Regions from separate parts of the Mus musculus genome. Here region 1 is linked to region 2. The links are chromatin loops, found by intact Hi-C in ENCODE. Cell type or tissue: gastrocnemius. All regions are shown on one strand. Links, peaks and the distances in the headings refer to the core of each region. The heading gives the core; the rest is flanking DNA.

What was found. Peaks named below come from ENCODE experiments on the same cell type or tissue, not always from the same donor. Only the 100,000 strongest peaks of a DNase experiment are listed, where the experiment ranks them.
Region 1: a loop joins it to region 2, with 8 times the contacts of the local background. A loop is called at or near these places in 2 of 42 quality-filtered maps.

What each region holds. Positions count from the first base shown.
Region 1 is chr1:149,680,935-149,683,863 of GRCm38, reverse strand. No RefSeq gene overlaps it. Among named protein-coding and RNA genes, the nearest start is that of Gm23535, 25 kb to the left of the region's middle. In gastrocnemius, for the core only: no CTCF peak of the experiment used is centred there; no DNase peak of the experiment used is centred there.
Region 2 is chr1:149,365,887-149,368,815 of GRCm38, reverse strand. No RefSeq gene overlaps it. Among named protein-coding and RNA genes, the nearest start is that of Gm29398, 83 kb to the left of the region's middle. In gastrocnemius, for the core only: no CTCF peak of the experiment used is centred there; no DNase peak of the experiment used is centred there.

The sequences.
Region 1 (2,929 bases), core at 258-2,757, 310 kb before region 2:
CTTCCCAGTCTTTCCATGTCTATAGCCCCTTGTGAATATGCACTGCAGAAGAGATTAAAATATAAGAAATTAGAGTAAAAGAAAATAGAAACCCAACCCAACCCAACCAACCAACCAACCAACCAACCAACCAACCAGCCAGCCAACCAGCCAACCAACAGACCAACCAACCAACCAACCAACCAACCAACCAAACAAACAAACAAACAAACAATCCCCAAGATCACTTTGTGTTATCTATACACCCACTGGAGGACAGTCAAACTCTCAATGGCTTCCTCTTAAATAGAACTGAGTCCTTTTCCTCCTACACCTCTGCCAGAAGCCATCAGTAATGGAGAACTATTCCTCAGCATATCTGTCACGCATTTTAAGAGCACTTTTTGGTAACTTCCTGTCTAGGCTATTACTTTTTTTTTTTCAGAGAGGAGGCCTTGGTGTGTGGGTGAGGGATTGTCACAGAAGCCTTTCATGTCTCTTATCTGTATGTGTCATCATCCACATCCCAGCAAATGTAGTCTCCACTCAGTTTCTGGCAATAGCGCAGACCACAACATTCCCTGCAGCAGTAAGACACGAACCAAGACAGTGCCTTCATAGGCTGCCCACTACCTCGTTTCTGGACATTAATAAAGCCCCCACTTGCAGCACATGTGGATTTCTGCATGGTCTTTTGTGGTAACTCGGACTGTAGACATAACATGGACCCTGGCTTCAGTAGGGCATGGGATCCAGACGTGATTCTATGCAGCAGCAAGGACCCACATATCACCTGATGTAACAGGCCGCTTACATCATTATATGTCCCCTGTCCTGTGCATACGCAGCTGCAAGGCCTATGGATATGGCTTCAGGCTGCAGTATGGATTATGATGTCTGCCTTGTAGTAATATGACCTATAGTGCCACAGACATAATCCTGGTCCCCAGCAGGGCATCAGTGGCCTGACTCTCTCTCAGGGTTACTGGCTCTTTCACAGAGTACCCACCCTGGAGGTGGGGTAGGTGGTTTTGGATAAGGTTCTGGCCTAGTTGCTGGCCTCCCTTGCACCTGACTGGACTTAGGGACTTTTACTCAGGGACTTTCCTGGGACTGTGGAGTAGGTCTTTTTGTTTGTTTTGATAGGTTTTGGGGCCTACCTGCTAGGTTTCAAGGTCAGAATGGTGCCTGCAAACACGGCAGCATTTAGGCCAATGTCTAGGGGCCCGTCAGATTCCTCAATGGTTCTTTTGGCAGGAGACCAATCATGGACTCATATTGTGGCAGGGATATTGTACCCTCAGTACCAACAACTTACCGGTATCCTCACTCTACTTTACATAGTTAAGTGGGCAGTTAAGCAAGCAAGGCCCTATTGTGAGGGCTAGGAACAAAATGATTAATGGTCCAACAATTCCTGTAAATAGAGTAGTTAGTTAACCTGGAGGATCAGCAGAACAAGGATGGATACTAGTTGTCAGAGCCTTGGTGTCTCTTTTCTCTTTCCTTAAGGTTTTTTGTTGTTGTTGTTTTTTCCTGACCATGGCTAAATGTTCTCTAATTACTTCTGATTGGTTGGTATAGAAGCAACACATTTCTCTCTCCTTGTTTGATTAAGAAGAAGTCTAATCTTGAAGAATGACCTCCACTAAGAAGTCTACCCATGCTTCCAGATAGAAAAAAGAATTTTCCAGATAGACTAGTTCTATGTATACTGATCACAGAGAGAAATGGGAATAAGGATGGCTCCTTATATGTGGGAAAGACCACAAATTTGATTTACATGGGCCCTGCTTTTTTTCCCCATTATAGATTAACATACATGACCTACATGAAGACACAAAGGAGTGGGGTCTCCTCGAGGGCAAACAGTTTGGAAGATGCACACTGGTTAAGCTGTTAGTGTGAGTAAGCCAGGGGATTTCTCAGTTCTGGAAATACATTCAATGATCATTCCTGAAGTTAAACTGCTTTGTATAGCTACAGGAATCTGCACCGGGGAATTAACTAAGGGGTGTCTTGGGGACTTTAAGCAAGTATCAATTCCTTGGAGGCCTCCCTGGATGAGCTTAGGTTGGTCCCATTACAGTTGGCAAGATGCAAAGTGGAGCTTATTGTATAATTAATTCAAATCCAAAGACAATATGGGGGTTGGGTGATGGGCTGGATGGTTTCTTTTGGATAGTAAATTTACTACATGAGTCTTGATCATTTACATATAACCTGACATGTGACTCTACAAGTATCAGCCATACTAAGGTCTGGGTTATGTTAACAAAAGAAATGGGACCGTGGATTAGACATCTATACTGCATCCAAAAGAAGGGGAACACTGGTTGGGTCTAAGGAAACAGATAATGTTTTTTTCTTTTTTCTTTTTCTAGCTTCCAGAATGCAGGATAGGTAATATTTACATATTCATAATTTTCCTCTAAAGTTGCTTGTGATATGTAGATATACTGGAAGAAGATCCAACAGAGTTTAAACTGGGGTTAGGACTGGTAAGATTGCTCACATTGATACGCACCCCGACAAGTGTGCCTGTGTGTGTGTGTGTGTGTGTGTGTGTGTGTGCGCGCGCTGTTTTTGTGTGTATGCCTATCACCAAAAATCATGTCTGTCAAATAATATATGCTCAGTCAGCTTTGCTATTTGAATCAAATGTACAATATGTTTTCATGTGATTCTTTAATTTTTTTCCTAATATTTGAAGCTGAATTATAGCTTCTAGAATATTTCCAGTAAAGACTCAATGAACTTAACTGATATTGTGGAGACAAAGAAGTGAAACTATCTTATTGGAAAATTTAAGAAGTTAAAACCTTTAACAGATAAAATGAATTTATATCATTAAAAACTGCCAACAACTCTGCTCCTTCACCAAATCTCTCAAACCCAGTCTTTTGTATTTATCATAGTATCTGCCACCATAGATGTAGAGCATAGTTCT
Region 2 (2,929 bases), core at 115-2,614:
TGGAAAAGGCACAACCTCAATGTTCCACTACCTTGGCTTTGAATGCCCTTCACATTGAGGAGGTCACTCCCTTTTTTGATGGTGGCTCTCTTCAAATACCACCTGATTAGATAAGTACATATTTTCTCTACCATGTTTGATGCTTTCTCACAGCAGTTAACAAAAGTCATGTACTATAGATTCTATGTTTACTGTCAGCTTCTTTCCATTACAACATGACCTCAATGAGAACAAGGTTGGTCTTAATTCTTGACTCCATACATTCTCAACATAGCTATGTCTGTGGCTAACACAGAAGGAATATTCTTTTTAGAAAGTGAGTGAAGCTCATGTATCAGGTCTTGCAGACTAGACTAATAAAAATCAATTCATAAGCAGTTTGTGAAGTGTAGAAGTGTAGAATTGCGTAGAATTCATATGAGAAAATCCATGAAAATAGTGTTTGAAATGAAAAAAGATATTCTCATATCAATATTATGAAACATATAATTTTAAATAAAACGATAGTTTTCATATTTTAAAAGCTAGTCTTGTTCTGATCTATGAAATTCTATTAGTACCTAACACTAAATATCTTAATTGTATATACACATATAAATATCCGCAACTTGAAAAAAAATCACTTAAAATTAGCTTTTTACAAGAAATCTTGAAAGGGGGCTGTCACAGATTTTGTTATCATTTTCCATCTGTGTTGTGTTTCCTAGCAACTGATTTTGTAAATATAGACCCTTAAATGGAAGGTTTCGTAGGCAGAATGATTTAGTAGTTATTCTCATTGGAATTTTGTGAAATTTACAGCTGTTCTGACATGTTTTCTAAACAGGATCCCTGTTGCCTTTTATGATAAATGATGTGTTAGAGGTCAGGGAACGTTTGCTTACCTGAGAAATACAATGCCTGCCTCTTTCCTACTCTCTATGGCCAGCCACTTTCTAATATATATGAATATTTTTGTGTATAAAGCAGAAGTCCAATTTTTGTGCAATAATAATTTCAGTCATTATCTTTTATTTTTATTCTTTTAATATGACATAGAAATAGACTTGTACATTGAGACTTTTTTCATTTTATTTAGAGTATGTGATACAATGCTCCTGATCTCATTTAATGTTGACAGCTTACCTTAAAATTGGCATATTTTTCTTATAGATGTATTATGCCATCCTTTCTTTCAGAAATATAAAATGGAGGATATAATAGAAAATGCCTAGATATGCAATTGATCTGCTGCAATATGTAAAGGAAAATTGTCTACCTTAAAAATGAGATGGGGAAGGTTTCATTTGAATTTTCTTTCATATTATACTGTAAGTGAGCTTTAGACCAAACTTTTCCATAACAAATTTTGATCTTGGATTGTTCATTTATTTTTTTATGAATGATATTATACTTTGGGTTAGCACTTCAATATTGCAAATATTCTTATAATATAATCCCTCATACATGTACATAGAACAACATTCTAATATAATCCCAAATAACCTCTTAGTTAATGACCTGTGACATCACACAGACCATTAAAGAAATGAAGCACCATATTATTTGAGGAATTTAGTAGTTCTTAATTTTCAGTCCTAAGCTAAACATCAATCCTTCTGGTGCAATTCTCCTAACGTGTAGGAGAGTATGAGAGTATAGACACACTTTACATCATTACACCAAAGCTTGTGTGCAGCATGAATTGTATCCTATTAGATTTCAGTACCATGACTCGATTCTTTTATCATGGTTCCACTTCAATGTCTTTAATATACAGATCCAGATTAACAATTTTTCAGACCTCTTTTGAGTATTTTATATTTCTTCTATTCTAATTACCAGTGAGATCATTTATTCTGTGGCCTTTGGAAGCCAAACTTTCTGAACCATTCCTTACATAGAGAAACAATCCAGGGTATGGCTGAGCTTCTGCAATGAATCTACAATCAACTCCTGATGGTTCTTTGACAGAACACTTACAAGTATGCATGCTGGGCCATCATTGAGATAACACCCTAAGATAGTAGACATGGCAGACAATACCATAAAACTAATCTTTTTTTTTTTTCCCCTGTTCAGGAATCCAGTTTCTTTATTCCTATCCCCTCCTATGACTTCTGGTTGATGCATGTGCTTCCTTCTCTCCTCTCTTTTTTTTTTCCTTCACATTTTTTAATTAGATATTTTCTTCATTTACGTTTCAAATGCTATCCCAAAAGTCCCCAAGACACTCCCACTCCCCCCCCCCACTCCCACTTCTTGGCCCTGGCGTTCCCCTGTACTGAGGCATATAAAGTTTGCAAGACCAAGGGGACTCTCTTCCCAATGATGGCCGACTAGGCCATCTTCTGATACATATGCAGCTAGAGACATGAGCTCTGAGGGTACTGGTTAGTTCATATTGTTGTTCCACCTATAGGGTTGCAGAACCCTTTAGCTCCTTGGGTGCTTTCTCTAGCTCCTCCATTGGGGGCCCTGTGTTCCATCCAATAGCTCACTGTGAGCATCCACTTCTGTGTTTGCTAGGCCCCAGCATAGCCTCACAAGAGACAGCTATATCAGGGTCCTTTCAGCAAAATCTTGCTAGTGTATGCAATGGTGTTAGCATTTGGAGGCTGATTATGGAATGGATCCCCGGGTATGGCAGTCTCTATATGGTCCATCCTTTAGTCTCAGCTCCAAACTTTGTCTCTGTAACTCCTTCCATGGGTGTTTTGTTCCCAATTCTAAGAAGGGGCAAAGTGTCCACACTTTGGTTTTTGTTATTCTTGAGTTTCATGTGTTTTGCAAATTGTATCTTGTGTCTTGGGTATTCTAAGTTTCTGGGCTAATATCCACTTATCAGTGAGTACATATTGTTTGAGTTCTTTTGTGATTGGGTTACCTCACTCAGGCTTCTCTCCTCTTTAGAATGTCCTCCACACACACGTGATCCTTATGCCTGATG